2 separate regions of the Homo sapiens genome follow, and region 1 is linked to region 2. A link is a loop called in an ENCODE intact Hi-C map of the cell type or tissue named here. Cell type or tissue: tibial artery. All regions are shown on one strand. Links, peaks and the distances in the headings refer to the core of each region. The heading gives the core; the rest is flanking DNA.

Region 1 (3,389 bases), core at 890-3,389, 59 kb after region 2:
CGCCCCCACCCTGTCCCTCGTCACTTCCTCTGTCCTGTGGGGTGGGGGTGCAGGCGCTTCTCCTTTAGCTGTGCCGCACTTCTCCCTACAGGCCAGGAGAAACAGAACACCGTGTGCACCTGCCATGCAGGTTTCTTTCTAAGAGAAAACGAGTGTGTCTCCTGTAGTAAGTGAGTATCTCTGAGAGCTGCTGGGCACTGGATGGTGGCATGGGTTGGGACGGGTGACTGGTGGGAACCATTAGCTGGGCAACAGATGCCAGGATGCCCCAGAGTGCTCAGGGTCCTACTGGCTGAGTAGGAGACACTTCGTTAAGACACCAGGCAGTCCTTCCCCTTGCTCTTCAAATCTGAAGAAGTCTTTGAGGATGGAAGATCATGCCCCAAGGGCTGGCAGCCCTTCCAACTCAGATATGTAGATTCTTGGATCTACGATAGCTCATTGGTTCTAGGACATACACTCTTATAGCTCTGAAATCAAACCTCCTATAACTGGTGACTCATCATGGTTGAATTGGCAGCTCTGTTTGCGTCTGGGTAGTAATGTAAAGAAAAGTGCCTTTTATTCTTGATGGCGTCTTAGGTTTGATGCAATATGGTATTTCCTCATTAGTCACTGTCCAGGCCTCCTTACTCCTGGCTCCACAGAGGCTGTTCTTGTCACTCACTTGCAAAGAATAAACTCTGAGGGCTCTCAGAGTTTGAACCCCAGCATAGCCACTTACTGGCTATGTGACGTTGGGCAAGTTTCTTAACATCTCTGAGCCTGACTTTTCTTTTGGTGTTTTTTTTTTTTTTTTTTTTTTGAGACAGGGTTTCACTCTGTCACCCAGGCTGGAGTGCAGTGGTGCAACCGTGGCTCAGCCTCCACCTCCAGGGCTCAAGCCATCCTCTTGCCTTAGCCTCCTGAGTAGCTGGGATTAGAGGCACACACCACTACACCCAGCTAATGTTTTACTTTTTGTAGAGACAGGGTCCTACTATATTGCCCAGGCTGGCCTCGGACTCCTGGGCTCAAGCGATCTTCCGCCTCAGCCTCCCAAAGTGCTAGGATTACGGGCATGAGCCACCACGCCTGGCCTGGGCCTTAGATTTCTTATATTTAAAGTAAGCATAATGACATTCATTTGGTGAATTTGTGAGAACCAAAAACAAAGAAACAAACAAAACCTACAACACGTCTGACACAAAACTATTTATTTTCCATTAATCTTCTTTTTTTTTTTTTTTTTTTTTTTTGACACAGAGTCCTGCTCTGTCGCCCAGGCTGGAATGCAGTGGCGCGATCTCGGCTCACTGCAACCTCTGCCTCCCAGATTCAAGCAATTCTCCTGCTTCAGCCTCCCAAGTAGCTGGGATTACAGGCACGTGCCACCATGCCTGGCTAATTTTTGTATTTTTAGTAGAGATGGGGTTTCACCATCTTGGTCAGGCTGGTCTCAAACTCCTGGTGATCCACCTGCCTCTGCCTCCCAAAGTGCTGGGATTACAGCCGTGAGCCACTGCACCCAGCCGGCTTCATCTCTTCTTGAAATCACTTTTATACCATTCTATGTGGTTCTCACCATGAGCTTGAGTGGTGGGCTAAAGTGCCTCTCCCTGCTTTCAGCTTCCTGCTGGGAACTCACTCTCTCAAGTTCCTTCCAGCACCACCCCATAGAGTTCCCATCACTCCACACTGTCCAGTGACAACTCCCAACATGGAAGATCTGCTAGTTCTACAGGGTGCTCTCTGGCTGCCCCAGTAACATGTGTTTTTAAATTTTTCACATGCATGTTTGACCCCGACTCCCCGAAGTCAGGTACTGTAACTAGCAGTGTCATTTAAGAAAAAGCCCTTTAACCTCTCTTTGCCAAAGGATTCTTATCAGCAAAACAGTGATGAAACAACAATCCCATAACAGCTAGCTGGCTACCTTCTCAAGCACTTATTAAATGAGGCATAATGATTTTGCTTAATCCTCAATCCTGAGAGGTGGGCGATCCCTGTGGTGATGAGGAAACCGAGGCTTGGGGGTTAATGGCTTGCCTAGATTCACACTGCTAGCCAAGGAATGAACTGGAATTTACACCCTGACCCTGACTGCTTTTCACATTTTCTACACAGCCTTTTCAAGATCCCTGCCAATTCTAAAATTAAATGATTCTATGATTAACTGTGTTTCATTCTTCTGCATCAGTTCCCAAAACAAATTATATCAAGAGACAGCAAAAATATTTGTAAAGAAAGGATGTCCAACAATCTGTGTGGTTGTTTTTCTGTGTTCCTCCAATGGTAGGGCCTCTGTTCACCAGTGCCGTCTCTTCTTTTAGCTGTAAGAAAAGCCTGGAGTGCACGAAGTTGTGCCTACCCCAGATTGAGAATGTTAAGGGCACTGAGGACTCAGGTGAGGAGAAGTGACCTGGTGCCCATGCTCACCTGCCCTCTCCCTCTTCTTGCCCCCACCCGTCCATCCATCCCACCCATCCATCTATCCCTGCGGCCCCCCTCTGCCCGCTCCTCTGACCAACACCTGCTTTGTCTGCAGGCACCACAGTGCTGTTGCCCCTGGTCATTTTCTTTGGTCTTTGCCTTTTATCCCTCCTCTTCATTGGTTTAATGTATCGCTACCAACGGTGGAAGTCCAAGCTCTACTCCATTGGTGAGTGGGGGCTTTGGGAGGGAGAGGGAGCTGGTGGGGGTGAGGGAGGACATGGGTGGGTGCGATGGACATGTGTGGAGGGAGGTGAGGAGTGTCCCCTCAGTTCATACCGCTGGGGACTCTGGGCAGAAGGTGGCCCTGGATGGCTGGGGAGATGTCGAGCTGCATCAGTAGCTCTCTCGTCCCTGGGGCCACATAGGCCCTGAGGCATGTCACCACAAGTCCCCACTGCCAGCTGAGTCCAGGGTGCCAGGGCTGAGAGAGGAAGTGAAATTTATGATGCTTTCTTTCTTTTTCCTCAGTTTGTGGGAAATCGACACCTGAAAAAGAGGTGAGATGAAATGAGAGAGTTACTCCCAAATGTCCCTGACCATTCCTTATAATTGCCTAATGCTCAGATCCCCTGGAATCATCCTTCACTTTCCGGGGGCTCGCCTCATTCCCTCTAAGTCCCAACCCCCACGTAGAATAAAGAGGGCCGGGGCTGGTTTTCGCTGCCGCACTAATGCTGCGCCACCTTCTCTCTTTCAGGGGGAGCTTGAAGGAACTACTACTAAGCCCCTGGCCCCAAACCCAAGCTTCAGTCCCACTCCAGGCTTCACCCCCACCCTGGGCTTCAGTCCCGTGCCCAGTTCCACCTTCACCTCCAGCTCCACCTATACCCCCGGTGACTGTCCCAACTTTGCGGCTCCCCGCAGAGAGGTGGCACCACCCTATCAGGGGGCTGACCCCATCCTTGCGACAGCCC
Region 2 (6,507 bases), core at 4,008-6,507:
TATACATACGGGAGATAGGGTTAACTCCTTTGAGTAAGATTCAAGGTGGGAGCTGCTTATTTTAATTTCTACAACTAGTGGGTTTGGCACCTGGAGTAAGATTTATGGTGGGACGTTGTTCATCTTAGTCTCTCTAAGGGTCTGCGATGAGTGGGTATAGTACCTTGAGCAAGATTCATGGTGCAAGGTCTGGACAGTCTGGTTGGGGTCCTCACTGGCCACACACCCCCACCCCAGCTTACAATAGAGGTTCTTGGTAGGGCACGAGTGGGGCCCGAGTCCCATCCCTACTCTGTCTCAGTAGGACAGCTTGAGGTTTCATCATGCTGTTCAGAACAGTGCACAATTTAAAACAGATGAATTGTTTCTTTCCGGAATTTTCCATTTAATATTTTTGGACCACAGTTGACAGCAGATAACTGAAACCATGGAAAGCAAAATCACAAACAAGAAAAAAAAATAACAAACAAGGGGGGACTACTGTAGTACCATCTGTAGAAATAAAAAAGCAAAGGAATCTATTTATATATATTTGTTTGAATATGCATAAATTACCTCTGGAAAAGCATCAGAAACAGTAACATTGGTTGCTTCCAGAGCAGGGACCTTGGTGGTTGGGGGATAGGAGTGAAAGAGAGACATTTCACTGTTTACTCTTTGATACTTTTTGAATTTTGACCCATGTGAATAAATCAACCATCCGAAAGAGAGGAAATAAATACAATTAAAACTAAAAAAGAAAAGGAACACCAAACACTATGATTTACACAAATGGGAACTTTTTTTTTCTCTCATAAAAAGAAGCCCAGGAGTAGGTGCTGTGCTTACTTACTGTTGATTTGGGTCTCAGTGATGCCTTGGGAGCCAGGTTCTGTCCTTTCTTCCAGGTCCTCAGAGGACTGGCTTTTTATCCCCGTGGCGGTTTCCTCATGATGGTAAGATGGCTGCCACAGCTCAGGAGTGATGTTGTCACACGCAAAATCCCCAAAACAAAAAATAAGGGCCAAGGCAAACCAAAAACTTTCTCCTAATGGTGCTTTATACCCTGGAAAGGAAGACTTCCCTGTGCATGTCATTGTACAATTGCAAAGAAGAATGAGTTTATTGGCTCCTGGGATTGGGGGAAGGGCCTCTTCTCCTGATGTCACGGAATCTCTGCTCTAGTACAAAAATGCGGTTCTGTCCTTAGGAAATGTGCAGAAGTCTGTTGGACAGGCAGCAGAAAGAGTCCACCACAGCTGTCTATGTGAACCGCTTTATCTTTTGAAAAGGGAAGTTCTTACTGACCCTTGTTGGGCTGACCCTGCCGGTACTCACAGTGCTTCCTGCGGGAAAAGACTAGAGTGAGTCTCCTGTGAAGTCTCAGACTGGTGGGGAAGCCGAACGCCCACCTCCCATCCACTGTGTCCACTGGAGAAACCGAGCATCCAGGGACTCCTCTGCGTGTGGCACTGTGCGGGCTTGGGGAGGAGTGGCGTGGTCAGAAAGCAGCCATCCCCTTACCGTCCTCATGGTTTTTCTTGGCTCTGCCATCCCAGGGGATGCAAAGCTTCACTCCAAGTTCTGGGATATTCAGGGTGGTAAACTTGCCACAGGATTGTTGCTAGTTGAAATTCTGTTGGGGAGGAGAGAAGCCGGAGAACTCCTACTTTGACATTGTGTTGATGCCACTCTCAAAAAGGGAAATTCTGAATTACCCCATCCTCCCCCATCTCCCTGTGCTACTGCTCTGTCCCCAGTTCCATCCACCTTTCTTCTGGACTACAGCCTTGGCCCCCTAACGGGTGTCCCACCCCCGTGTTGATGTGGGTTGGACTTGGTGTTAGCTTTCTCCTCCCTGTGGTAGAGGATTAGGGTTCTCACAACCAACAGTTACCCCATTGTCAACTGCCATTGCATCCTGTTGCATCTTTTGAAGACCACCATCAAGAGGCTGTCTTTGTTGGTTTTCTGCCAGCTTTTCCTTGTAGACAGGAGCTCCCCTCTACGTGGCCTGTGCTCTGTGGATGTGTCCTGGAGCCTGTACTGACTCCACACTGGCAAAATAGACATGGGTAATGCTGTGGGTGGAACTGTGTCTCCCTCCAAAATCCACGTGCTGAAGCCCTAACTCCCAGGACCTCAGAATGGGGCCTTATTTGGAGACAGGGGCTTTAAAGAGGTGACTAAGTTAAAATGAGGTCATCAGGATGGGCCCTAATCCACTAAGAGAAGATTAGGACACACTCATGCACAAAGGCAAGACCATGTGAAGACATAGGTGGCAGGAAGGCCACCATTAGCAGGCCAAGGACAGAGGCCTCAGAGGACACCAACCTTGCCAACACGTTGACCTCTGACTTCCAGCCTCCAGAGCTGTGAGAAGATAAATCTCTGCAGCTTAAGCTATCGAGTCTGCAGTACTTTGTTATGGCGGCCCTAGAAAATTAATTTAGGCAGCCCAGGTGCAGTGGCTCATGCCTGCAATCTCAGCTCTTTGGGAGGCTGAGGTGGGAGGATCACTTGATCCCAGGAGTTTGAGACCAGCCTGGACAACATAGCAAGACCCCACTTCTTAAAAAAGAAATTAAAAAAAAATTAGCCAGGTGTGGTGGCACGCATCTGTAGCTCTAGCTACGTGGGAGGCTGAGGTAGGAAGATCATTTGAGTCTAGGAGCTGAGGCTATATGAGCCACGATTATACCACTGCACTCAAGCCAGGGCGACACAGTAAGACCCTGTCTCTAAAAAAATACAGGCAGGTATAATTATAAATTTGAATGGTGTCACAAAGGGCTGTGCTTCAGCATCATTTCTTTCAAAATATTTTCCTCCTTTTATTTTGTTGAAAAAAATGTATAAAATTTGTTTTTTATCTAAACACATTAGAACAATTATTAAGAATTCATGAGGTCTGGCCCCAGCATATTGCAGGGGCAGGAGGATTTAACTTTATTTAAAGATACAGCTCACCATTATTTACTTTTCAAAAAAGGAAGTTGGATGTGATATTTTCACAGTCAACCTTAAATGACCCATCCACTCCATTGGATCAGACGCCTTCTGAGGTGTGTGTTTTGCAGCCGCCCCACCCTGATGAGCTCCAGCGACAGAGTTCCTCATATCAGACCCATGAGAGTGGCCTTTTATGGAAGGAGCAGCCGGCTGGCAGCAGCTCCCTAACAATCCTGCAAGCTAAGATCCTCTCGACCGAGCACAGGAGAGAATTCAGGGGCAGGGAGGGGCAAACATTTACTAATAAGAGGGCTTGAGAAGATTTAAAGTCCTTTTTGGGGGTAAAAATAAAAGAAGACAAAAAGAAACCAAAAAAGTAAAAATCATAAATACTCTTTCTGAACCAAAAGGAGGCCAGCCTAGATTTCTGTTCACCAACAAAATGTGAACTTGGCCTCTCTCATTTTATGTCTAAAGTGCACACCTCAGGTCAGGCACGGTGGCTCTCACGCCTGTAATCACTGCATGTTCAGAGGCCAAGGCAGGAGGATTGCTTGAGCCCAGGAGTTCGAGACCAGCCTGGGCAACACAGGGAGACCTGATCTCTACTAAAAATACAAAAAATTAGCTGGGCGTCGTGGCACACACCTATAGCCCCAGCTACTTGGGAGGCTGAGGTGGGCGGATCCCTTGAGCCAGGAGTTCAAGGTTGCCATGAGCCATAATAGTGCCACTGCACAACAGCCTGAGTGACAGAATTAGATCCTGTCTCAAAAAAAAAAAAAAAAATTGCACACATTTCCCTTCAATCAACCTTGGAGAACATTTTTCACTTCGCGTGTGGCTAGATGTTTGAGAGTTGACTGAAAAGTAACACCTGCGGAACATGCAAGAGATCTGATTATTTGAGAAGGCCAGACCATTCTACCCGTTCAAAGAAATTCTGGAAGGGCGTGGTATATGAAGGCTTTTTTTTCCCCAAGAGGCCTCTAAAAGCCAGACGAACTAGGTGCAAATCCCAGCTTTGTCATTTGCAGCTGAATTGGGAAAGTTACCGCTCTGTGCCTCAGTTTCCTCATTTGTTAAATGGGAATCATATCTACCTTAGGGAGTTATTGTGAAGATTAAGTAAGTTAGTACTGTAAAGCATTGAGAACACTGCCTGGCACGTTGTCAGCCATCACTGACGAGACTGTTATTACCTGGACTATACTCACCAGCTCCTCACTGAAATATCTTTATGGGATTATATTTTAGTGTCTTGACCTTTGTCTTTGAGATTGTCTCCATGGAATAGTGTTTCTGTATAAATCCCAAGAAAATAAATTATCTAGGTCCCATTCTTTTTATTTGCATGTGGTTACAATATAAATACACTTGCCATTTTCCTCCCCTTCCAAAACTCTTCCCCATACCTAGGAATCCTACCCAACCCCCTAGTTGTTAATGACTCCCTTTCCTCTCCTCTAGGAGGGGAGGGAAGGAGCGTCCTCCCTATAATTTCATCTTCATGCAGGGTCTACCTCAGTCCACGTGAAGTGTGGAACCCCAAAGGGTCTCTGAAGCTTGGGGATGAGCACCACGAATCCTTTAGAGGGGCCCGTGACGTCCTTGCAGGTGACCGTGTGGCGGCTCCCTCGGTGCCGTGCTCCGGTGCGGCGTGCCGTAGTGGGCAGCAGTTGGTATCATGTGCCCTGTCCGTGCCTGAGGCTGAGCAGCCCCAGGGGGTGGGTGGGTCTGCCGGGAGGCCTCAGGTTTGCTCAGGCAGTAGGGAGAGTCCTGTGGAGGGCACCGTACCCAGCCAGTGCCCACCTGCTCTCAGAGGTGTCTGAGCCTTAATCCCTTAGGGCTCTGCTTCCCCGGGCCCTACTCAGGCCCCTGTGAATCCCACGTGGGCAGGGCAGCCTCAAGGGAGAAGGTGCCCTTGTGCCCCCCTTCTTCTGCCTTTTCTCAGACTCAGTCAGTCATGGGTGATAAATTGGTTCCTTGGGCCCCTGTTAGAGGGTGTGGCACCACAGTGCTCTGTCTCCGCTAGGTGCCAAGCCTTGCCATCTTCCTGGTGGGGTGTAGAGAGCCCGGGAGGGCCAGGGTCCCCCTCTTCGGGAATGGGGTATGGAGGTTCGGGGGTAGCTGGGAGGTCTCCAGGACCCGGTGGTCCCCCCAGTACTGGTCCATTGTAGATGTAGATGTTGCCAGTGATAGTCATAGACCCGCCGGTGACATGAATGCCATTGGTACCTGTAGGAAGGGAGGCAGAGTGTTGAGGAAGGAAGGCCCCCAGTTCAGGCCCGCTGCTTCTTGAATTCTTGCCTTCTTCTCGCCTTTCCCCTGGCCCCGCCCCTCTCCTGCTTGCTGCTGGTTTATTGAGCTTCTGTGTTCATTTCTCTGCTTCTGGGTTTTCCAGTCTCTTCCCTCTTCTCTAGTTGTGACACTGACTGGCAGCGGAGTCTCTGTCTGCCTCTGTTTTGGTCTTTTTATTTCATCTGGCCCACAGTCTCTCCCTGCCAGCCATCCCTCCCTCCCCATCCTTCCTCTCTTCTCCCTGCCCCAGGCTCACCGTGGGCCACCTGGCTCTGCTCCCCGGGTTCCAACTGCGGCTCCCTGGTCAGGTCCAGAGGACTCTGCTGTTGCGGCACCCCTGCCTCCAAAACTGGGGCTGCGGGGAGCCCAGTGGATACTGGGGAAACATCTCCAGAAATGGGTAGCAGTGGCTGTACCAAGTCAGGGAAGTATGGATGGGCCTTCGGAGGCTCCCAGCTTCCAGCTACAGGATTGGGTCCCTCTCCCTGCAGGAAAGAGATGGAGACCCAAACAATGATGAGGGCCCCAGACCCTTTTTTCTCTCTCCCTCCCTCCCTCTTCTTTCTCTCTTTCTCTTTCTTTCTTTCCTTCCTTCCTTTCTCTCTCTCTCTCTCTTTCTCTCTCTCTCTTTCTTTCTTTCCAGACAGGGTCAGGGTCTGTCACCCAGGCTACAGTGCAGTGGTGCAATCATAGCTCACTGCAGGCTCATGAACTCTTGGACTCAAGTGATCCTCTAGCCTCAGCCTCCTGAGTAGCTGGGACTGTCTGGCTAACTTTTTTTTTTTTTTTTTTTTGAGACAGAGTCTCACTCTGTCACCCAGGCTGGAGTGCAGTGGCATAATCTCAGTTCAACTGCAACTTCCGCCTCCACGGTTCAAGCAATTCTCCTGCCTCAGCCTCCTGAGTAGCTGGGATTACAGGTGCCTGCCACCACGCCCAGCTAATTTTTGTATTTTTAGTAGAGATGGGGTTTTGCCATGTTGGCCGGGCTGGTCTCAAACCCCTGACCTCAGGTGATCCACCCGCCTTGGCCTCCCAAAGTACTGGGATTACATGTATCATGGATCGGCATGTTTGGGGGTGGTGCGGGTGCCCTCCTGTTCAGAGACCAGGATTGGGCAGGCTTGTGCGTGCAGGATGGGAGCTTGGGCGTGAGCCACTGCACCTGGCCCTGCCTGGCTAACTTGGAACAACATTTTGGGTAGAGATGGGGTCTGGCTGTGTTGCCCAGGCTGGCTCATCTTTCTTTAGTTCCCACACCCCACCGCATGC

What was found. Peaks named below come from ENCODE experiments on the same cell type or tissue, not always from the same donor. Only the 100,000 strongest peaks of a DNase experiment are listed, where the experiment ranks them.
Region 1: a loop joins it to region 2, with 6 times the contacts of the local background. A loop is called at or near these places in 64 of 110 quality-filtered maps.

Annotation. Positions count from the first base shown.
Region 1 is chr12:6,329,850-6,333,238 of GRCh38, reverse strand. TNFRSF1A (TNF receptor superfamily member 1A) reads left to right here. Exons shown (of 10, transcript NM_001065.4): 5 at 92-170; 6 at 2,313-2,386; 7 at 2,528-2,641; 8 at 2,944-2,972; 9 at 3,173-3,389. Among named protein-coding and RNA genes, the nearest start is that of TNFRSF1A, 11 kb to the left of the region's middle. RefSeq lists an enhancer at 2,872-3,001. In tibial artery, for the core only: no CTCF peak of the experiment used is centred there; no DNase peak of the experiment used is centred there; H3K27ac peaks cover 2,500 bases.
Region 2 is chr12:6,389,325-6,395,831 of GRCh38, reverse strand. It overlaps LTBR (lymphotoxin beta receptor), which reads right to left. Exons shown (of 10, transcript NM_002342.3): 9 at 5,492-5,720; 10 at 4,266-5,172. The coding sequence ends at 4,895. Among named protein-coding and RNA genes, the nearest start is that of LTBR, 8.4 kb to the right of the region's middle. RefSeq lists an enhancer at 4,359-5,171. In tibial artery, for the core only: no CTCF peak of the experiment used is centred there; DNase peaks (open chromatin) are centred at 4,821 and 5,361; H3K27ac peaks cover 58 bases.